3 separate regions of the Mus musculus genome follow, and regions 2 and 3 are each linked to region 1. A link is a loop called in an ENCODE intact Hi-C map of the cell type or tissue named here. Cell type or tissue: heart. All regions are shown on one strand.

Region 1 (2,500 bases):
TTTGCATTTTTTTCCACTAACAAAGGATTGACTTCCAATTTTACCCTCTTTGCTATCACTCTGTAATTATATAATTACACATAGGTATATCTTATGGCACTTCCCTTTATGTGTCTGTGTACTCCCCTAGTGTGACCTACATTTTCTCCTTTGTCTTTTATGGGGAGTCTAATGGGATATTTAGCATTTGTCAGAATGTAACATACTTGATACTAGGGTTCTGCCTGAAATTCTGGTGTAAAGAAAAGAAGGTATTTTTTTGGAGGGGGTGAGAAACGCCCTTGGCCCTGGCATTCTTCATAGACTTCTCCCCGAGTCTGGGCTGTCAGTCTCACTATCACAGAAGAAGGCTTATCTGTTTTCTCAGACTTCTGCTCTTAGGCAGACATACAAAGGAATGCCAGCAAGCATCCAGGGACGGGCTTCCTGAGACACGTTTATAGCTCGACTCTGAGAAGTCTCATCCGCAGCTATTAAGATTAGGCATCTTACTTTCTTTAAATATATTTCATTACTGCATTTTGAGTGCATCTACTAGTTAATAAAACAGAATACAATATTCTCTTCCTTTTTATGTTCACTTCGTAATCCAGCTACAAATCTTAATGATTTATTCACAATAATAAGAGCAGGGAATTATTGAGAAACTCATATTTACATATATGCATATGTATCACTTCAATCTCCAAAGATTTGAACAGTTTTAATATTAATTACTGTCATTAATTTATAAAAACAAAGCTTGTTTGGAAATTTATATACTTCTATACGCTAGTCCTTGATTATTGACTATAAATAAACATAAATTTGTGTATGATATTCTTTTATTAATTGTGATATTTTGGTTTGGGGATTTAGCAAATGAGGCAACTAAGAAAAGTCAAATATGGCTGTAATTTTAGTTCCACACATTCAGTGCCCCTCATTAACAAGAGAATATCTGATTCCCTTACCACCATTTTTGCCTTACATTTTAAAAGTTGTTTTTCCTAAGAAAAACACATATTTAATTTTATATTTTTCCTGTACTACAGCATGATCATATTTCCAACATGTTTCCTGAGTTGCTTAATAGGTTTTAGAAGGAGTTAAAATTAAGTCATTCTGCTACCTTGTGGCTACAACTTGAAATAACAAATAGTCTGTTTAAGATTTAAGACTTTAAGCTTGGCTGTTAAGATAAGAAAACAAAATCAATACCTGCAAGGAACACTTGATCTAAGTAGAATCCTCAGTCGTTATCAATTTTATCTTCCTTTCTACCCAGGGAGACACCGAGAAGATGCCACTTATGCTGTAGGGTGACTGGGGATGGATTTAGGGCAGATAGCAGAGATGTGACAGAGGAATTAATGATTCCTTAGAGACACTAAGGAATTGAAGTTCCTGGTAATTTTTCTCTCAGAAAGTCAGATTCTGGTAAATCAGAACAAATGTTTTCTTTCTTTCTTTCTTTCTTTCTTTCTTTCTTTCTTTCTTTCTTTCTTTCTTTCTTTCTTTCTTTCTTTCTTTCTTTCTTCCTTCCTTCCTTCCTTCCTTCCTCTCCCTCTCTCTCCCTCTCTCTCTCTCTCTCTCTCTCTCTCTCTCTCTCTCTCTTTCTTTCTTTCTTTTGGGTATTTATTTCATTTACATTTCCAATGCTATCCCAAAAGTCCCCCACACGCTTCCCCACCTTCTAATCGACGACACAATGCATCTACACATACGAAAAATCCTCTGTTCCTTTTCATTCAAGCTAAAGTTATATCAGCCTTTAGATTAGACCAGAGCCACAGTGTCATGAAGGTTTTCCAGGGTCGATTTTATTTTAGTTTTGGCAGAAAACCCTGTTAGAAAAGGAGAGGTAGGCTTCTTGAACTACAGCCTTCAGCATTTTCTGAGGCTGCTGTTCTTCTTACCCGAGTCCCTGCACTTTGAGTCTATTTACGGGTTAGCTTCCATGTTGAGTGTGAGAAACTAGAGGGATCATTTCCCTACCTCTACTCTTTCCCGGGCTGAATGGGACTTGAAAAGAGGAGGAAGCCGTTTCTCATTATTACTTAGATCTTAAGGCAACGACTCAGTCTTCATCTTGTGAAACAATTAGCTTGCATTTATAATCTTCATCACTTCCTTTAACTCTGCAACTTGATGTCTTGGTTGTGAGCCTTGACTTTAATAAATGATCCAGCTCTCGAGTCCAACTCTCCTAGCAAGACACTTTACGTCTTGGGTTGCCAAAGATGCCTTTATAGTTAAGAAAAAAATCTTTTATTTTGTGCAATATTAACAGCAAAGTGGATACTTCAAGCATTTATGCTTTTTTTTAGATGAAATGATCACCCTCCATTTCTTATATGATTGTATTTGATCAGTGTTGTTTATGTGGATGCTTTAATCATTGAACCTTTATTCACTGAAGTTCTTTATAATCTAATCTACAAAATAGACACACATCTGTTCAGTTCTACCACCACCTTTTAAAAAACATCTTTGTCTTTGCAAAGCCCTCTATTTCCTC
Region 2 (2,500 bases), 230 kb before region 1:
CACGCAACACTCGCACGTTGGAGAAAGGCAGCTGTAACACAGGATTTACTTGCCAACATGTAGAAGGAGTGCCTGATGCATTCGGATTCTCGAACGGTGAGGTTTCTTTGAATCCTCCTTTCCTGAGTTCCAGAAAAAAAGCTCCGTGATATCTGCCTCAGCGAATCAAGGGTGACACGGTACTGCAGATCTACAAAGAGGAAAGGAAAACTGATAGACACTCACCTGATCTACTGTGTTGAACTAGCGAGCAAAAGTTCGAGCAAGTGAATCAGTAGGAGATCCTACACAAAGAAGACCTACATTGCTACGATAAAGAGATAGAAGCTCTCATGGGCATAACCTCAAGGGAGTCTATAGAATGGCTCTCAGACTTGACCATGCACTGAACATTTACGTTATAATTATGTGTAATATATGTATGCACACACACACTCACATAGGCATACATGTGAACTCTGATTTATTAACTAAGTCTTCATTTACTCAATTTCTGTTTTAAATAATTTTTATAGTTTAGAGATACTGGAAAACTGCCTGGAATACTGATTGACTTCAAATAAATTTCAATAGAAAAGAAAATAAACAATGACCATTTTTTTTACCATCTTGTAGAAATGCGTCAATTAGATTATGACCAAAACACTAGGAAAGTCCATAAAATAAGCAAGCCACAGTAAAGAATGTGAGTGAGTCCTTTTTCTTTATAAGAGGACAACAAATCTCCTTTATGTGCTTTATTAAAAAATATAAAATAGTGTTGCATATGAAAGCCTAAGTCTTTATGGCTATCTCTGCATTTCATTTGCCTTTGAGTCAAAAGACTATCAGAGAGGCACAACCAGAGAAACTTAAGACAGTTTAATCTTAAAGATTAGTGAGTTTCCTTATTGCCTTTGTATTTTGTTTGTGGAGTAAACCACAATTCTGTAGCCAATGGCCCTCACAGTTTGACCCCAATGTATTTCAACATCAATGAAGACTGTCTTAGAAAGCTCAGAACACCAGGCAGAGGGGACACACAGGTTGACACAATACATCCAGCGTCCCCCCCCCCCCGCCTCCGCCACCAAACTATAACCCCCCATATGTGGCTAAAAATAGAAGTCTGATCTCAGTGGGAAAAGAACAATGGGATCAGGGCTGGGGCTGGGGAGGTGGTGGGGCAGGGAGGGGTATTTGTCATTTGAAATCATCAGGTCATCTATAATACCAGCCTTTCCCAGGAGGGGGCAGTAGAAGGGAAATGATTCTTTTTTAAATGCTATCTGTGAGTGTTTATAAACATATGGGGAAGCACAGGAAAACATGGAATTTTGAGGTCATTGTGTTCAGATATCTCTTTTCTGCTGCGGAGTTGACTAGGCTCCCACTATTGTTCCTCCTGGAGCAGGAGTGGTTTCAAGGGTGGACGCACTCACTGGGCAAATGTCATGAGCAGTTTATTATGCTTGGGAGAGGCCATCATCCTGGAGCCAATGAAGTCTCCGCTGCCCCAAAGTGCACGCGACAACCATAATGCTTACCAGCCTCGTAAACTGAGTCTTCTTTAGACTTCAATTTCACATGAAAACACATTGTAGCATTTATGCATACTGTTTCTTTGCCCTCCACACGGCAGTTTTTCTTTTGAATATTCACTTTGTTGGGTTCAAAATTCATGGTCACTTTAACTACAGCCACATCTCTGGCCCTGCAAACACATAAACAGTGAGATGACTCGCACATTGTTGCATTTAACTTGCTAGGGTAATGTGGGTGCATCAGAGGACACTCTGCTTTGTATATTATATGTGCTTTCACGACTATTGTTCTGCAATGATTGTTTGACTGAGAAAAGATTTTATCTCCTGTCCTCGGAGACCCCTGCTGTTTAGAGCCATCTCAGATGTTTAGTTCAAAGACAGAAGACTTTGTACCAAGTGGCCGGGTGTGAGCTCGGAATCAAAATGGTATTTGGGGGATCTGTGAGTTAGTTTCCAATGAGGAAATGGTTCAAAGGCATCTAGAAAACTAGTTGTCCCTCCAGCACCTCCCCCCCCCCCCCCCCGGCTTTCCCTAAAACTCTAACACTTCTCTGTTCTCTGTTCTGTGACACGGCCTTGCTTTTGTTTCTTGGGAGAAGAATGATGTTTGAAACACTGAGAGTGTGTGCTGTTTCACGTAACTTCCAAGTTACTTTAAAACTCCAGGAAGAAAACAGTCATGTTTTCAATTATGTACTGTCTCAAGTAGCATGATCAAACCTTTAATGTTCCCGTCGTCTGCCTAGGGTGTGAATCATCTACTGTCTGAAGTGTCCAGCTTTACAGTTTAATACAACATCATTGTTGTATTTATTTTTTTTTTTTACATTTCTGTTTTTTTTCCCCCACTCCTTGTGTGTACGCATATGCACGCAGAGAGCAGCGGTTGATGTTAGGATCTTCCTTCATCGATCTCAGTTGCTCTGTGTCTGAAGACAGTCTTTCTTTGGATGGAGAGGTCACTGATTCAGCTA
Region 3 (2,500 bases), 60 kb before region 1:
ACTCAGGACCTCTGGAAGATCAGCAGCCAGTGATTTTAACCACTGAGCCATGTCTCCAGCCCAAGCATTCTTTAGACCAAAGCAAAGTGGTGGATTTCTTTTTTTTTTAAATTAGTTTTGAGTGCAATGTGCTTTCTAATCGTCACGAGTGATTTATCTTACTGGAAGTAGGGTCTGCACTTCTACAGTCACCTCATGTTTTGGATGATGACTCCTGGAAAACCATGGTAGTAGGTAAAGGAGTGGGGTTTGACAGCAATGTTTTGGGAATGAAGTACAGGTTCGACTAGATATTGTTGGAGAATGCAAAACAGTAATTGAAGGATCATGCACGCAGGGGGATGGATGTATTATAGTTAGAGAAACTGGAAAGTACCTGTCTTATAACTGCTGGCTAGCAATTTTATGTAATGTTTAATAATTTAAAAACTCCTACCAGATGCTTGATCACAGTACCTATGGATTTCTAAGGCTAGGAAACATGTAAGCCCAAGTGTACAACTCTGATCAAACTGTCTGCAAAACGTTAGTAAACTTTCTCGTCTTTTTGTTAACTTGGTTTTTATCCCTTATTTTTATCACTATTTTTTTCAGTGCTGGAGATCAAACCCAGTGCCTGGACTGTGAGCTTGATATTTCCTTTGTGTGTGTGTGTGTGTGTGTGTGTGTGTGTGTGTGTGCTCGAGCACTCATGCATATGTGTTCATGTGTGTCTATATATGTATACATGTGGAAGCCAGAGGTCCTCCTTAGATATCTTCCTCAATTGTTCCTCTGTCTTAGGTTTTTAAGGCAAGCTCTCTCACTGAACCTGCAGCAAACCAATTTGGCTAGTTTAGTCAGTAAACTCCAGTCAGGATGTAGAAAGAATGAAGGTTTTAAGCTGGAAAGAAAGCAAGAAAGGAGGTAGAGGGGGGACATATGGAGAGAATCTGAAAAAAGAGGTGGGGGTTGGGCTGACTCACAGAGGGTGCCGCTGTTATTTAAGACTAAAAATCCAAACCAGCAGAGACGAACAATAAGCATACAAAAAATTTAGATGACAAAAGACAGGAGATTATAGTTGAGTCAGAGGAACAATAAAATAGGTGAAACCCAGAGGCGGACATCAGGTTGCCTTTACAGAATTACCAGACGTGCAGCTGCAGATGGGAGCTGAAGAGATAAGAAAGCCATGAACCCAGGAGCAGGCCACTTGGCTGCAAATGAGATTTCAGGCTGAAGCAGGAAACAGATGATGTATTTTGTGGAATAGCTTCCCAAGGCCTGGAGAGCTAATATCAATGTCACCATCTTAACCGGTCCCTTTAGAGGAGAGGAGTGGGCAGAGGATTGCCTTTGACTTTCCAATCTAGTCAGCCATCTTCAAGGCATAATATTATGTTCCAAAGGAGGAGGAGTTAGGGCTTAGCTTATATTGTGGTATGGGGTCTGAGCTATAAGAGAAATGTTAAGTATTAATTTCATCAAAAGATTCCAAGCTGAACAACTGCTACAGTTATGAATTGAACAAATATGAAGAATGATTCTTTTTCACAAAACATGAATAACTATCTTACAAATATTAACTCCAGACTCCCCCAGAAGTCATTAAGGCTCCAACAACATTATAGTAAACCAAACACATCTTAAATTAGGACAAAATTGCTTGGGTGAGTGATCATAGCCATAAAAACAAAAAACTCATTAAAGTAGGAAAAGTTTGTCTTATCTTTACAGAACATATCTGCCATCGGAATATGGAGTACTAAAATAATAAGTGTTAAGATCCTACTATTGAAAACATATAGAAGAGTGAAAATAAAGTCCTGTGTGTGTGTGTGTGTGTGTGTGCATTCACACTCGTGTGCGTGTGCATGCAGGTATGAGCAGAGGCCATAGGAAAACTTCAGGTGCTGTTTTCCATTTTTTTGAGACAGGGTCCTTCATTGGCAGGGATCTTGGTAAGTAAGTTTGATTCCCTGGCCAGGGATCCCTAGGAATCCACCCATCTCTGCCTCTCTAGTGCTGGGATTGCAGTGCGTGGTACAAATGTTGGGTTTCAGACCCAAGAACAAACAGCTGAGGTGCATACTTAGGAACCTAGTAGGGTGTCCTTCTAGGGAATGTATGTCTGTCATCTTGCTTGATAGATTATAATATATCCTTCTTAGGTCTCCAAAGAGGTTGACGATTAGACTAGTGAAAGAAGTAACTTTGTACCGCTCCTTTCAACATCATGTACCTTTTGTTTTTTAACTGTAGAAAAGCACCATACACATTGAACCATCTCATCAACCCCCATAGATTGATTTTTGATCCCCAAAATGATAGATTAATCTGAGGCCAAATAATATGGCTTAGCCATGTTGGAACGTGCCAAGTAACCTCCAGAGTTGTATTTTGAAAAAAAAAAAAAAAAAAAACCTTTCATTTTCAAGTTTCATTGAGCTAACAGAGCAAGACTTCTGTCGGGTGCAGTTTGATCAGCAGCCAAGAGTGTAATGGTTTCTACAAAGGG

Evidence for each region. A loop is a pair of places that touch in the nucleus more often than their neighbours do. Peaks named below come from ENCODE experiments on the same cell type or tissue, not always from the same donor. Only the 100,000 strongest peaks of a DNase experiment are listed, where the experiment ranks them.
Region 2: it touches region 1 in a loop (4-fold over the local background); 24 of 42 quality-filtered maps call a loop at or near these places.
Region 3: it touches region 1 in a loop (2.7-fold over the local background); 2 of 42 quality-filtered maps call a loop at or near these places.

What each region holds. Positions count from the first base shown.
Region 1 is chr13:115,218,797-115,221,296 of GRCm38, forward strand. No RefSeq gene overlaps it. Among named protein-coding and RNA genes, the nearest start is that of Gm25985, 100 kb to the left of the region's middle. In heart, a CTCF peak has its summit at 1,115 (motif pointing left); no DNase peak of the experiment used is centred here.
Region 2 is chr13:114,986,077-114,988,576 of GRCm38, forward strand. It overlaps Itga1 (integrin alpha 1), which reads right to left. Exons shown (of 29, transcript NM_001033228.3): 16 at 1,527-1,693; 17 at 54-190. Among named protein-coding and RNA genes, the nearest start is that of Itga2, 55 kb to the left of the region's middle. In heart, a CTCF peak has its summit at 1,244 (motif pointing right); a DNase peak (open chromatin) is centred at 1,385; H3K27ac peaks cover 408 bases.
Region 3 is chr13:115,158,402-115,160,901 of GRCm38, forward strand. No RefSeq gene overlaps it. Among named protein-coding and RNA genes, the nearest start is that of Gm25985, 44 kb to the left of the region's middle. In heart, no CTCF peak of the experiment used is centred here; a DNase peak (open chromatin) is centred at 1,190.